Linked DNA regions of Homo sapiens: regions 2 and 3 are each linked to region 1. The links are chromatin contacts, found by Hi-C or POLR2A ChIA-PET in ENCODE. All regions are on one chromosome and are shown on one strand. The core of a region is the stretch at or near the end of the contact, and the rest is flanking DNA. Distances in the headings are between cores, read along the strand shown. Region 1 holds the start of RRP7A (ribosomal RNA processing 7 homolog A). Region 2 holds the start of TTLL12 (tubulin tyrosine ligase like 12). Region 3 holds the start of TTLL1 (TTL family tubulin polyglutamylase complex subunit L1).

The links. Hi-C counts contacts between places; a loop is a spot of excess contacts on that map. ChIA-PET counts read pairs that join two places held with the same protein, here RNA polymerase II (POLR2A). Pooled maps may share reads with other maps.
Region 2: a loop to region 1 is called in a pooled map, with 8 times the contacts of the local background. The contact joins the promoter of TTLL12 here to the promoter of RRP7A in region 1. A Hi-C loop is called at or near these places in 2 of 37 single-sample maps with no recorded cell type and 4 of 50 pooled maps. POLR2A ChIA-PET finds 5 or more read pairs at or near these places in 1 of 52 experiments (A673).
Region 3: a pooled map shows a loop between it and region 1 (17-fold over the local background). The contact joins the promoter of TTLL1 here to the promoter of RRP7A in region 1. A Hi-C loop is called at or near these places in 5 of 50 pooled maps. POLR2A ChIA-PET finds 5 or more read pairs at or near these places in 2 of 52 experiments (H1 and HEK293T).

What each region holds. Positions count from the first base shown.
Region 1 is chr22:42,518,546-42,523,575 of GRCh38, forward strand. RRP7A (ribosomal RNA processing 7 homolog A) reads right to left here and starts at 1,251. Exons shown (of 7, transcript NM_015703.5): 1 at 1,169-1,251. The coding sequence starts at 1,241. It overlaps LOC124900479 (a long non-coding RNA gene), which reads left to right. Exons shown (of 3, transcript XR_007068117.1): 1 at 1-808. RefSeq lists silencers at 1,003-1,132, 1,143-1,312, 1,333-1,392 and enhancers at 1,573-1,632, 2,158-2,452.
Region 2 is chr22:43,185,239-43,190,268 of GRCh38, forward strand. TTLL12 (tubulin tyrosine ligase like 12) reads right to left here and starts at 1,896. Exons shown (of 14, transcript NM_015140.4): 1 at 1,655-1,896. The coding sequence starts at 1,831. RefSeq lists enhancers at 547-1,051, 992-1,071, 1,082-1,141 and silencers at 1,522-1,741, 1,782-1,941, 2,190-2,309.
Region 3 is chr22:43,087,120-43,092,149 of GRCh38, forward strand. TTLL1 (TTL family tubulin polyglutamylase complex subunit L1) reads right to left here and starts at 2,272. Exons shown (of 11, transcript NM_012263.5): 1 at 2,158-2,272. It also overlaps the pseudogene RPS25P10. RefSeq lists silencers at 2,040-2,379, 2,144-2,438, 3,187-3,246 and an enhancer at 2,144-2,438.

The DNA of each region.
Region 1 (5,030 bases), core at 1-2,500:
GGTACACCAGGGCCTCACACATGCTGGCCTCTCTACCTGGCGTGTCACCCTCTTCCCTCCCGCTCACCTCAGGTTTAGCTCAAACCTCGCTTCCTCAGGAGAGCCTTAGCATCACCTCCGCCCCTCCTGCCAGCTCAGATCCCACTGCCTGTGCCTTCACAGCTTCTCTTAACAGTCTGGAGGCTATATTGATGAGATTCTTTGGTTAATCGCTGGCACACCCATGACTGTAATCCTCATAAAGCTAGGAACTGCTTCTATTTTTCTCACACCTCCGTCACAGTACCGGTTGGCGTAGAGCTGCGGTCCCTGAACTCAGGAAGCTCAGTTGCAATAACGGAGAAGACAATTAACAAGCATACAGCAAACTTGTATCAATTGTGAAAGAAACATTACAGGGTGATGGGGTGGCAGAGGTCTTCTTTCCATAGGCCATCACGGATGGCCTCTTTGAGGAAGCAACATTAAAGCTCAGGCCAGAACGCCACTGTGCAACAAACCGGCACAGCACGTGCAAAAACCCAGAGGGGGGAAAAAGCATGTTCCCTCAGAGGAACAGAAAGAGCTTTAGGTCGGCACCAGCCAGACCACGTGGCCCACACAGGTTAAGAAGTCTGGTTTTTGTTTTAGAAGCTACCTGATAAAGCCACTGGAGGGAATGCAGTAGGTGTGGCGCCTATCGTGGGCGCGGCAGACATGATCGAATCTAAATGTCCTTAAAAGAACATTCTGGCACGTGGGTGGAGAACAGAAGCAGGGGCAAGAGGAGAAGGAGGGCAACCGAGTAGGAGGGCCTATAACAGCCCAGGTAAGAGCTGATGGGGGATGGACTAGGAGCAGAGGCGATGAGAAGGGGATGGGCTCACCTGGACGAGCGGGTGTGGACGGAAATGGGTTTGTCCTGGGTGAGAGTGTGGACAGAGGCGGGCTCACCCAAGGGAAGCGTGGACCAAGTTGGGCTCGCCCCGGGAGAGTGAGCAGGCAGAAGGGCGCCGCCTGGGTCCTCGGGACCCCGGAGCCTCAAGACCTGCGGAGCCTGGGGCCACGGGCCACCGGGGCTCACACCCAACCGTGCGGCCGCTCCTGGGGACCCCCGGCCGTCGCCAACCCCCAAACACCTCCCGGCGATGCCTGACCGCCCCCGGTCTCGCGTCCCGGAGCCCCTCACCTGCGTAGCCCAGTGGGCTGGGGATACGGTCCTCCGGGTCCCGCGCGGCGCACTTCCTCCTGCGCGCCACCATCTTGCCACCCGGGAGCGCGGGGGCCGCCGGGAGTTGCGGTTCGGCGCCGGCGCGAGCGCGTTTTCGTGGCGCCTGCCCCGCCCCCTCACTCCAAGCCCGCCTCCCCGGCCCCGCCCGCCATGGCCCAACCTTCATCCGCTCAGAGATAAATCAGCGCGCGAAAGTGGGAGCGAATGTCAGAGTTGACCCCGGCCAGTCACGAGTGCGAACTCAGCTTTCCACTCATGCATTCACACGTTGAATAGGCAGTGTGAGAGAAATCCAGGATGGCTGCTAGGTTTTCAGTCTGAGCAACTAAGAGGATGGTGTTGCCATTGACTGAGATGGGAAGACTGCAGGAGAGGGGCCTGCTTGGGGGTGAAAATGGAGTAGATCAGTTCTCTGTGAGCCGTGGTGAGATGCCCATTAGGCCACTCAGGGGACATGTCAGGTGGGCACTTAGATATGAGACTGAACAGACTGAACATCAGAGATGTCAGGCCTGGAGCAATACACACGGGACTGGCCATGGATAGGTTATTGACAGTTACGAGAGGAGCCGGGTGCGGTGATTCATGCCTGTAATCCCAGCAATTTGGGAGGCCGAGGGGGGCGGATCACTTGAGGTCAGGAGTTCCAGACCAGCCTGGCCAACATGGTGAAACCCCGTGTCTACTAGGTACAAAAAGTAGCCGGGCGTGGTAGTGCATGCCTGTAATTCCAGCTACTCGGGAGGCTGAGGCAGGAGAATCGCTTGAACCCAGGAGGCGGAGATTGCAGTTAGCCAAGATCGCCCCACTGCAATCCAGCCTGGGCAACAGAGCGAGACTCTGTCTCAAAAAAAAAAGAAAGAGAAAAAAAAAGAAAGTTATGAGAGGGTGTGATCGCCAAGGGAGCAAGTGTAGATAGGGGAGAAATGAAGTCCAAGGACTCCACTTTTCTGGACTCCAAAGGGCCTCTCAGACTGTGTACCCGCCAGCCCTTGATGTATCTACTATTTCTCTTTTCCCAGTGTACAGTTGCTTCTTGGAAATGCTGTCGGCCCCTTTGGGGAAAGATTAGGAGCCTACTACTGCAAATATTTGTGGTCTGGAGGGGACCCAGCCTCCCTTTCAGTCAGTGACCTCTGGTTCTGAGGCCTAGCTTAGGCCTGGAAACTGGATGAGGGGTTGGGATTTTCCATCAGCAGCTGCCATTACTGTCCTGTTCGCTCGTTTTTTGTTTTTGATCTTTCTTTGCTTAGCGCAGTCAAGCAGTGTTGGGGCTTCCGTGGCCCCTGGGAATACCGTGGTCTACTAGCATTCACCAGAGACTCCTGTGCGCCCAGGATCCCTGGCAGCCACTCTGGCCTTGCTCCTGTTCTGACAGTCACATCAACCGAACCTCTGCTCTCTGGAATCCTATCTCCTGCTGACCTTTCCGAGCCCGGCTCCAGTCCTATTTGCCCTCTTCTACCCTGGCCTCAGAGGACGGCCATGCCGATTGCCCATTGATGCCTAGACCCCCCACTAGTCAAAGCAGTCTCTGGTGAACCCTCCAGAAATACGGTCATCTGGCTTCTCAGATGTTGCATAATAAATCTGTGCCTGCACATCCCCCTCCCCGAGGCCTTTGGCTCCTTCTCAGTGCCCTGCCACCATCGTTCTGTTATCTCCCTCTCATGTATTGCTTCCACGCTTCAAGGAGCCATCTCGATGGATATCAGGACTGGCCACACAACATCACTTTTTTTTTTTTTTTTTTGAGATGGAGTCTCGCTGTGTCGCCAGGCTGGAGTGCAGTGGCGCGATCTCCGCTCACTGCAACCTCCGCCTCCTGGGTTCAAGCAATTCTCCTGCATCAGCCTCCTGAGTAGCTGGGATTACAGGTGTGCACCACCATGACCAGCTAAATTTCTTATTTTTGATAGACACAGAGCTTCGCCATATTGGCCAGGATAGTCTCGATCTCTTGGCCTTGTGATCCGCCCACCTCGGCTTCCCAAAGTGCTGGGATTACAGGCATAAGCCTTTTTTTTTTTTTTTTTTTTTTTTTTTTGAGACGGAGTCTCACTCTGCTGACACCCAGGCTGGAGTGCAGTGCTGCCATCTCAGCTTACTGCAACCTCCACCTCCCGGGTTCAAGCAATTCTCCTGCCTCAGCCTCCCAAGTAGCTGGGATTACAGGCATGTGCCACCACACCCAGCTACTTTTTTGTATTTTTAGTAGAGACAGGGTTTACCATGTTGGCCAGGCTGGTCTTGATCTCCTGACCTCAGATGATCTGCCCACCTCGGCCTCCCAAAGTGCTGAGATTACAGGTGTGAGCCACTGCACCCAGCCTAGAATTCAAGACTCTTGAGCCCATCTATCCAGACGTTCCCTGCCCTAGGTGACAGTGTCCGCTCCTTCACTTCTGTGCTCCTTGACTGGAGCACAGCACTTAGCACAGCCGTTCATCTGCCCTGATTCAAACTCCACAGTTCTCATCAGGTTCTAGGCCTTTATCAGCACAATGTGACCTGTCTTTAAACACGTCTCTGGAAGCCCCTCCTGATTTTCACCTTGGGCTATAAGTTGATAAATGGCTGTCCTGAGGCCTGTTGTTTTCTTCCTTCAGCCCACTGATGCCACTCGATCAATTAACTCCACTTTCTTTATAATTACCACTGCCCATGTATTTCATGGGTCAGGAATTTGGGCAATGCTCTGCTAGGAGATTTTGTTTCTCCCTGTGGCACTGACTGAGGGCATTTGATGGTATTCAGCTGGCATATGGGCTGCACTAAAGGTTCCAAGTCACTTCACTCACATCGCAGCATCTCAGCAGATGAGTCCGGCATCTCAGCAGGGATGGCTGGTGATAGAGTTTGAGTATTTGTCTCCGCCCAAATCGCATGTTAAATTGTAATCCCCAGTGCTAGAGGTGGGGCCTGGTGGGAAGTGTTTGGATCATGGGGGCCTCATGGCTTGGCGCCGTCTTTGCGTCTTTGCGATCGCGAGTTCTCGCGAGATCTGTTTGTTTAAAAATGGGTGGCTGCTTCACCCCCCACTTTGTTGGTCAGGCTTTCACCATGTGAAGTGACCCCTCACACTTCGCCTTCCACCATGAGTCAAAGCTCCCTGAGGCCTCCCCAGAAGCAGATGCAGCCATGCTTCCCGTACAGCCTGCAGAACCAATTCAACGTCTTGGCTTTATAAATTCCCCAGTCTCAGGTATTTCTTCATAGCAGTGCAAGAATGGCCGAATATGGCTGGGCTCAAGTGGGACTTGTCAACTAGAGCACCCACCCATGGATTTCCTAGCATGTGGTCTCAGTAGTCAACTTTTTTTTTTTTTCCTGCTTGCTGGGAGGAGGAGGAGGGAGAAGCGACGGGCTTCATTAGGAACGGTGAGTTTGCGACTCTGCCGCTAAGTGGCAGCTCCAGCTCACCCCCCCAGCTCCCTCCCACAGGCCACGGCTGGGCATGGAGAACTGGTGACTTCAGAGGCCCGGAGAGAAAAGACGGGGGAGAGCGAGGGGCCGCCGTGCCTGAGGTCTGGGGGTGACAGCAGAGGATGGCCAAGGAGTGCAGGGCCAGGTTGCCCTGCCCTGTCTAAGAGAGTCTTACCGAATATAGAGGTTGAATTGTGCTCCCCAAGAGACATGTTGAAGTATGTTTTTTTTGAGATGAAGTCTCACACTGTCTCCCGGGCTGGTGTGCAGTGGGCGATCTTGGCTTGCTGCAGCCTCCACCTCCCGGGTTCAAGTGATTCTCCTGCCTCAGCCTCCCGAGTAGCTGGGACTACAGGCGTGCGCCACCACGCCTGGCTAATTTTTGTATTTTTTT
Region 2 (5,030 bases), core at 646-3,145, 670 kb after region 1:
GAAAAAAATTATATATATATATATATATATATATATATATATATATATATATATATATATATGTATGTATCTTCAAGTTTCCCCATCCTTTCCAGGGCAGCCGGCCTAAGGTGAGGCAGGAGGGCTGATGGCCAGGGGTGTAAGGGCCCACAGCGCTGGCAGGTGCTGCTGCTGCTGGCGGCCTCCTCCACACCTGGGCCAGTAGCAGCAGGAGGCTTCACTCAGGAAGAGCTGCAAGTTTGTGAATGGTAAAGCAGTGATTCAGCTCTGTCCTTAACGGCTGGGGAAGGGTCACGGAAAAACACTGGCTGCCCCTTAGTAGGGCAACAGCAGGCAAGGCGGCCTGGGCAGGGGACGTGGCACGGTGGCGACCACCCTCTGTGTGCCAGGCATATTTCTCATGCCACCTCCCATCCTTCCAATACTGTGGGAGCCAGATGGTGTCTCACCATCCCCTTCCCAGATGGAGAACAGGTCTCAGACGGGCGAGTGACCGCCCGAGGGAGGGCGTGCTGCCGTGGAGGCTGGCTGGGCAGGAGCTGGTCATTCCCACTGTGCTCCTTCCACGCAGCCCATGGGAACCTTTTTGTCCTCATGAACAAACCAAGGTCCCTTCCACCCAGCACAGGCCTGGGACCAGAGTGGTCCTCGGAAAGCATATGGCAGAAGTGAGGGGCAGAGGAAACTCTCTGTTACACTGTAGCATAAGGAGGTGCCACTCACTGCACGTTTCCAGCAGGAAGGTTCCTAGTCCAATCAGGATTACACAGAGAAAAACTGGCTCAGAGACCGTAGAGTCTGGCCAGCAGCCAGGCTCAGGGACTCCTAGTTCCCGGCCCGGGTCCCTGTTCTTGGCTCTGGGGTTTCCACTTCATCACCTGCGCCACTAGGCTCATCTCCGTCCGGGAGACAGCACCTGGAGGAGATGTCGGGTCCCAGCTAAAGAAAACACCCCCCCCCCCGCCAGCCCGGGAAGGTGCTGTGGCCTCAGCCTCTGGGCACGCAATAAAAATCCAGGGCTCATCCCCAGCCAGGACAGTGGGGAACGCTTTGGAGTGGAGGAGGCAGGTGAGCCGGATGGGCCGTCCTCACAAAAAGGGAGAGAACCTAGAGGCTTCTCAATCTTTTCCATTTTTCTTTAGATTTCTCCTCCACCTCTCACAGCCTGTTTTCTTTAACCTGCAAGATGAGGGGACCCCGAGGCTCAAATCAAATGAAAAAACACCGAATTCTGTGAACCCAACAGTTACAGCTACACAAATTCACGGGGTTCCCGTTGTCCCTGTGAGGCAGCGGCTGAAAGAATCCCTCTGAAGGGACTCTCGGAGCCGCAGTGTTCTCATCTGTGAAGTGGGGGTGATGAGTTTCACTCCTCGCAGGGCTGTGTCAGGCTCGGGTGTGTGGAGGACCTAAAGTTCCCAACGCAGCCCTCAGCCGGTCTCGGGCCCGGGCAGATCAGGGCCGCAGGTACCCCGGTCTCCTGCTGTCACTCTTCGGCCCCCAACTCCACGCCGCTCCAGAGCTGCCCAGGACGCGCTCTGGGTGGCTCACCGCGGCTCCCGCCGCCCGGGAGCGCTCTTCCCTGTCCCGCGCCGCGGGCTCCCGCCGCGCTCCCACCCCGGCCGCCGCACGTGCCCGCCGCCCTTCCCCGCACCTCGTGCTCCAGCTTGTGCAGGAGGCGGCCCCAGTAACGTTCGGGGACCCCCGAAGCGCGCAGCGCCGGGCCGTGCAGCGCCGCGAACTCGGCCAAGGCCTGCGCGCCCTCCTCCGGCGTCTGGCCCGGGCTGCTACGCTCCGCAGGCCGGCGCTCGGGACCCCGCTCGGCCTCCATGGCGCCAGCACCCGCGCCGACTCCAGCGCCGCCACCGCCGCCGCCGCCCGCCGTCCGTCGGCCCTGCCCTCCCGCCTCCGCCCCCTGCCCCGCCCCGCCCTCCTCCCAGCGCCCCCCCCCCCGCCCCGCCCTCCTCCCAGCCCCCCCCCGCCCCGCCCTCCTCCCAGCCCCCCCCCGCCCCGCCCTCCTCCCAGCCCCCCCCGCCTCCGCCCCCCGCCCCGCCCGCCTCCCAGCACCCCCGCCCCGTCCTCCTCCCAGCCCCCCGCCCACCGCCCCGTCCTCCCCCCAGCCCCCCGCCCCTGCCGCGCCCCCTGCCCCCGCCCCCTGCCCCCCTCCCCACCGCCCCGTCCTCCTCCCGGCCCCCCCGACCCCTCCCCTGCCCCGCCCTCTTCTCGCCCCCTCACCCCGTCCCGCCCCGCCCCCAGTCCGCCTCCAGCCCGGTTTGCCGCGGCCCCCGGGCAGGCCCTGCGCATCGGCGGGGTGCGTGCGAGAGCGCGCGAGCTTGCCAGGAGGGGGCGCGCGTCTGCGACCGCGCCTGTGGTTTGGCTGCCGCCGTGTGCGCACGCGCACCTGATGGTGGCTGAGCTTTTCTCGCTCAGCGCGCGGCGACCCCGGGGAATGCCGGGAGGGCGGGGTGCCTACGTATAGGGCGCTGTCAGGACCGGAAAAGGCCCCACCGACGGCCCGGAAGGTGTCCTGGGGCCCGAACCCGGTGAGGCGGCGCTTCTGTGCCTGCACCGGGCACACAGAGCTCGCAGGCCCCCTGCCTTGGGAGCTCTCGATTCTTGTGAGCGTTTCACCAGATTTGGATGCTGCAAAATCGTGGCCCTTCTCAATTACTTATATTTGGATTCGGAATGTCAGTTGATCCAATTAAGACCAAGTGTACCCGTCAGAGGAATTTACTCCTACATGTCGGGATGTTTCGAAGTGCAGTTGAGCTGGGCGTGGTGGCCGCGTCTGTAGTCCCAGTTACTCGGGAGGCTGAGGCGGGAGGATAGCTTGAGCCCAAGAATTCAAGTCCAGCCTCGGCAACATAGCCAGACTCCCTCTTTAAAAGAAAACAGTTCAGTTATAGAATTTCAAAAGACATTCTCTTTTGAACTCTCATTGAGTTTTATTGCTCCATAGGGATACATTTCAATGTCTTCCTTTTTGCAATTTTGTAAGAATTGTAATTTGCTAAAAAACAAAGGCTGAAAATTTTTTGGAGCTTCAGATGCTATTTTGATAACATTTTTGAACTGAGTTTGAATAAAATGCACCAATTCACGGACTTGTTCAATTCCATTGTAGGAAGCAGGTGGGTCTGCAAAGGCAAAAATTTCCAAACTCAAGTTGGTGAGGGCTGCAGAGAAAAACATTTTATTTATTTATTTATTTTGGGATGGAGTTTTGCTCTTGTTGCCCAGGCTGGAGTGCAATGGTGCAGTCTCGGTTCACTGCAACCTCTGCCTCCCGGGTTCAAGTGATTCTCCTGCCTCAGCCTCCCAAGTAGCTGGGGCTACAGGTGTGTGCCACCACGCCTGGCTAATTTTTTGTATTCAGTAGAGACAGGGTTTCACCATGGCCAGAGGAAAACCCTGATTCCTCGGTTTTTGTTGTGGAAGCCAAGGCTGAGATTGTACCATTGCACTCCAACCTGGTCAACATAGCGAGACTCCATCTCAAAATAAATAATATAGTAAAACAGCATCACAATGCTAGGATGGGGCATGCTGGCTCACACCTGTAATTCCAGCACTTTGGGAGGCCAAGACAGGAGGATCACTTGAAATAAGGAGTTTGAGACCAGGCTGGGCAACAAAGCAAGACCTCGACCCTACAAAAAGAAATTTTTAATTAGCCAGGTATAGTGGTACACACCTAGTGCACCTCCCGCTTCCACAACCCTTCCATCGGTCCCGCTGGGGAAGACAGACTGAGTCTCAGTTGTGTCAGGTACTGGTCAGATTATGTGAACATTCCTGACCCAGCCCCTTTGACCAGGAGAATGTGAGGCTCTGACAGGGCAGTCCTCTTTCACATGCTCCTCCCCAAATGTAAACCCAGTTGTATCAGATCCCTACTTGGAACCCTTTGTGGTTCAACTCTTCACCTGAGCTCCAAGGCTCTGTGTGAGCTGGCACTGCCAACTTTTCCAGCCTCTTTTCATTACACTCTTCCCCTCACACTGTGAGTCCCTGTATCTCTGGTTGTCTTCAGCTCCTGGAAAGCATTGTGCTCTGTTTTCTGCCAGAAAGCCTTTCTCCCCATGCTCACTTTGTAAATCCTGACTCATTCTTCTCAGCTGAAATGTTGTCTTCTAAAGAGGCACTGAAGAATGTGTATTTAATCAACATAAAATTACTGCTCTGCTCCCATTACTGCCACCAACCCCCTCCCCCTCCAGACAATTGAAAAAAAGGAGAGAGAGAAACAGGGAAAAAAAAAAGAGTTTAAAAGTCCCTTCCATAGCCGGGCACAGTGGCTCATGCCTGTAATCCTAGCACTTTGGGAGGCCAAGGCGGGTGGATCACCTGAGATCAGGAGTTCGAAACCAGGTTGACCAACATGGTGAAACCCCATCTCTACTAAAAATACAAAATTTAGCCGAGCATGGTGGTGGGCACCTACAATCCCAGCTACTCAGGAGGCTGAGGCAGGAGAATTGCTTGAACCCAGGGGTGGGGGTATGGAGGTTGCAGTGAGCCAAGATCGCATCAACTCACTCCAGCCTGGGGGAAACTCCGTCTAAAAATAAAAAAGGCCCTTCCATCCTGAAAATCCAAGCCCAGGTTGACCTTTGGTCCCTGATAGCTTTTTGTTCTGAGAGCTTTGCCAAGGGTACTCATACAAAATGGGTTTTTCATACAACATGGAGCCTAAACCCAATACAATGACTTTGTGAAAGTTGATCATAAGAATTGGGTCACCAGGCGTGGTTGCTCACCCCTGTAATCTCAGCACTTTGGGAGGCCGAGGTGGGTAGATCACTAGGTCAGGAGTTCAAGACCAGCCTGGCCAAGATGGTGAAACCCCCGTCTCTGCTAAAACTACAAAAATTAGCCTTGGTGCGGTGCCTGTAACCCCAGCTACTTGGAAGGCTGAGGCAGGAGAATTGCTTGATCCCTGGTGGCAGAGGTTTCAGTGAGCCGAGATCGTACCACTGCACTCCAGCCTGGGCCACAGAGTGAGACTCCAACTCACAAAAAAAAAA
Region 3 (5,030 bases), core at 1,022-3,521, 570 kb after region 1:
GGCTTTCCCCAACCACTCAATCTCAATCCTCCTGACTCCACCACATTGTCACTTTATTTTCTCCATGGCACTTGGGTTGTAAGCAATCATTTAGTCCAGTGCTACTCAAAGCATGGCCCACATGTGAGCAGCACCTGGAGCTTGTTAGAAATACAGATTCTTTGGGAGGCCAAGACAGGTGGATCACCTGAGGTCGGGAGTTCGAGACCAGCCTGGCTAACATGGTGAAACCCCGTCTCTACTAAAAATACAAAATTAGCTGCGCGTGGTGGTGCACATCTGTAATCCCAGCTACTCAGAAGGCTGATGCACGAGAATCACTTGAACCTGGGAGGTGGAGGTTGCAGTGAGCTGGCATCACGCCACTGCACTCCAGCCCGGGCAACAGAGTGAGACTCCATCTCAAAAAAAAAAAAAAAAAGAAATACAGATTCTTAGCAGGGCACGGTGGCTCACGCCTGTAATCCCAACACTTTGGGAGGCCAAGGTGGGTAGATCACCTGAGGTCAGGAATTCAAAACCAGCCTGGCCAACATGGTGAAACCCTATCTCTACTAAAAATACAAATATCAGCCGGGCGTGGTGGTGGGCGCCTGTAATCCAAGCTATCTGGGAGGCTGAGGTGGGAGGATTGCTTGAACCCGGGAGGCAGAGGTTGCAGTGAGCCAAGATCGCACCACTGCACACTCCAGCCTGGGTGACAGAGTGAGACGGTCTCAAAAAAAAAAAAAAAAAACCAAGAATATGGCCAGGCACAGTGGCTCACGCTTGTAATCCCAGCACTTTGGGAGGCCGAGGTGGGCGGATCACCTGAGGTCAGGAGCTCGAGACCAGCCTGGCCAACATGGCGAAACCCCATCTCTACTAAAATTTAAAAAATTAGCGGGGCATGGTGGCGCGTGCCTGTAATCACAGCTACATGGGAGGCTGAGGCAGGAGAATCGCTTGAACCCAGGAGGCAGAGGTTGCAGTGAGCCGAGAGCGACCGCACTCCAGCCTGGGCAACAAAGCAAGACTCCGTCTAAAAATAAATAAATAAATAAATAAAGTAATAACAATGTCAGTGATGACTTCATGTTGAGCAGGGCATTCGTTCACAGCGGTATTGTCACTGTCCATCTCCACGCCCGCACTGGGTGACAGTACCATGCTCCACAGTGACTGCTTACCAGTGTCTGTAATTTGAGGGCAGAGAAGGGCCCATCTTTTTTTTTTTTTTTTTTTTTTTTTTTTTTGAGACAGAATCTCGCTCTGTCGCCCAGGCTGGAGTGCAGTGGCGCAATCTCGGCTCACTGCAAGCTCCGCCTCCCGGGTTCACGCCATTCTCCTGCCTCAGCCTCCCGAGTAGCTGGGACTACAGGCCCCCGCCACCATGCCCGGCTAATTTTTTTTTTTTTGTATTTTTAGTATAGACGGGGTTTCACCGTGTTAGCCAGGATGGTCTCGATCTCCTGACCTCGTGATCCTCCCGCCTCGGCCTCCCAAAGTGCTGGGATTACAGGCGTGAGCCACCGTGCCCGGCCGGGGCCCATCTTTTTGTACCGCCACAACCCGGCACCATAATGTGCTCATCAAACGTTTCCTGAGCAAAGAACCTGCTTTGCAAATGCCAAAAGGGCTAACAATGATAAGATACTTTCACTTCCAGAATTAATCTCCTCTAATGCCCCAGCTACTCTATGGAAAAGGATGACTACCCCGCCCTGCCCTCTTAGCTGATAGGGAATCAGAGAGGGGAAATGTCTTGGTCCAGTCATCTAGAGGGAAGACACAAGGCTCTTGTCTCCTGCCCTGAGTTCTCTCCACAGGTACATTGCGCCCTGCAAAAGATGCCAACAGAAACAACACAGATTGCAAACGAATGGGAAACGTGTAGGAACAATGAAAGTCTGGGATAACAAATAATAAACATAATGATGCAATTGCAACAGTCGGACAGCACGAGGTAAGTCATAGGAACTCAGCGGACGGAGAAAGGCACGGTGGTTAGCGCGGGCTTCCTGGAGGACGCGGATCCGGCAAGCAGCATCTGAACCGCATTTTCGCAGCCGCGTAGACACTGGCGCCCACACTCTCTCACCCATGCGCACTCGCCAGCCCGCGCGCAGCCACACCCTCGGTGCCCGGGAGGCGGCGGCCTGGGGGACAGGACCTCACCTGTGGGCTCAGAGCGCCGAGGGACTCGGAGGAGCGCCCTGCAGGGATGCCTCGAGCCGCGCCCTCGCCCCGCCTCCAGCCCCTCTCCGGCGCTCGCAGGAGTACGCAGCCGACTGCCAGGCGCACCGGCCCGCCCCGCCCCGCGCTGCACTCTACTTCCAGGGCGGCGCCCTGGCAACCCAGGACGCGACCGCCGGCGCTGCGACTATTTCCGGAGTCAGACTTGCCTGGGGCTCCTTTGGGCTCCATACCTCGGGCGGCCGCTATGCCCAGGGCTTGGATCCTAGGAAATGCCAGGCCGTCCACCCTCTCGGGGCCCAGAAAGGAGATTGAGAAGGGTCTGGAGCACGGGATTAAGTCTAAAAAGAAAGGTAGAGCGGTGTGATGATTAGGTCCGAATCCTGGGTTCGGTCTCAATCCGCTGTTTAGCCTCTCCTACCCCTTCTACCTCGGCTTCCTTATCTGAAGAAATGGTGATGTTGCGCCACTGCACTCCAGCCTGGGCGATAGAGCGAGACTCCATCTCAAATAATAATAATAATAATAACATAAAAATAAAATAATTTTTTTTAAAAAGTGTTTATCTGGGCCAGACTCGGTGGCTCACGCCTGTAATCCCAGCACTTTGGGAGGCAGAGGCGGGTGGGTCGCGAGGTCAGGAGATCGAGACCATCCTGGCTAGGCTGAGGCAAGAGAATCGCTTGAACCCGGGAGACAGAGGTTGCAGTGAGCCAAGATCGTGCCACTGCACTCAAGCCTGGGCGACAGAACAAGACTCCGCCTCAAAAAAAAAAAAAAAAGACGTTTATTATTCTCGTTATAGACCTGTGTTACCTCGAATTCTCTATACAATTATTCATTTTTAATTTCATCAATTTAAAGAGTTATGCAAACTTGTGCAACTTGTAAGTGACAGAGTCTGGCTTTGAACCCAGGACACCTGACCATTCATGCTGCTGCCTCTCAGGAGGGGTGGTGGTGTGCTTTCTTAGTGATGATTGGAGCTTTGCTAACATCACTTCCTATAATCTCCCACACAACCGCCTCCCAGGCCCAGAGCACATTCAGCGCATCATCATTTACTTTTGGCACCATCTAGTGGAACCAACACTTATCTGGAGTCCAAATTGCCAATTCATACCCTTCAGCTGCTGTCTGGTTGTGAGGCCTTGAGAAGTCCCAAGGCTTCCGACTACAGTGTTCTCACCTTAAACCCAGGAGATGAGTGAAGGCTTGCAAGACGTGGTTAGGGCCTGGCATAGTAAAGTGTTCAATAAACATTGTAGCCTTCCAGCATGTTGCCTCATGCCTGCAATCCCTGTACTTTGGGAGGCCAAGATGGGAGGATCACTTGAGGTCAGGAGTTCCAGACCAGCCTGGCCAATATAGCAAGACCCCATTTCTAAAAAAAAAAGAAAAAATATTTTTAATCAGCCGGGTATGGGGGCGTAGCCAGCAGTCCTACTCAGTTACTCAGGAGGCTGAGGTGGATCACTTGAGCCTAGGAGATTGAGGCTGCAGTGAGCTATGATCCCGCCACTACACTACAGCCTGGCCAACAGAACAAGACTCTGTCTCTTAGAGAAAAAAAGTTAAAAAAAACAACAACAAAAAAAGAATTTTAAGGCAGGGCATGGTGCCTTACGCCTGTAATCCCAGCACTTTGGGAGGCCGAGGCGGGTGGATCACCTAAGGTCAGCAGTTTGAGACCAGCCTGGCCAACATGGTGAAACCCCGTCTTTACTAAAAATACAAAAATTTGCCGGGCATGGTGGTGCGCACTTGTAATCCCAGCTACTTGGGAGGCTGAGGCAGGAGAATTGTTTGAGCCTGGGAGACAGAGGTTACAGTGAGCCGAGATCGCACTATTGCACTCCAGCCTGGGCAACAGGGCGAGACTCCGTCTTAAAAAAAAAAAAAGAACTTTAAGATGGCGACAGCAGCATTAAACTAACTTCAGGGCTTGTCTGAGCACGGGGTCCTATGGTTCTGTACAGGTCACAGGCCCATGAGGCTGGCCTTACCCTAAGAAGCTGGCCACAGCTCCCCTCAATGAATCCCCACAAGAACTCTGCTGAGTTAATGGTGTTATCACCACTTTTTAAAAAATAGTGGTAAATTGGCCGGGCGCAGTGGCTCACGCCTGTAATCTTAGCACTTTGGGAGGCCGAGGTGGGCGGATCATGAGGTCAAGAGATCGAGACCATTCTGGCCAACATGATGGAAACCCGTCTCTACTAAAAATACAAAAATTAGCCGGGCATGATGGCACACGCCTGTAGTCCCAGCTACTCAGGGAGCTGAGGCGGGAGAATCGCTTGAACCTGGGAGGCAGAGGTTGCAGTGAGCTGAGATCACACCACTGCACTCCAGCCTAGCGACAGAGCGAGACTCTGTCTAAAAACAAAAAAAAGAAAAAGTGGTAAAATATGTATAACATAAAACTTAACCATCTTAGCCATTTTTAAATGTACAGTTCAGTGATGTTAAATATATTCACGTTGTGCAATCAGTCTCCAGAACTTTATCCTCTTGCTAAACTAAAACTCTTTACCCATTGAACACAATTCCCCATCCTTCCTTCCCCAGCCCCTGGTAACTGCCTTTCTACTTTCTGTCTTAATGAATTAGACTCCCTAAGTACCTCATCTAAGTGGAATCTGGGCCAGGCACAGTGGCTCATGCCTGTAATCCCAGCATTTTGGGAGCCTGAGGCAGGAGGATTGCCTGAGCCCAGGAGTTTGAGACCAGCCTGGGCAACATAGGGCGACCTCGTCTCTGCAAAAAAAAAAAAAAAGAAGAAGAAGAAGAAAGAAAGAGAAGGAAGGAAGGGAGGGAGGGAGGGAAGAAAGGGTTCGCTGCTGCTCTCTGAG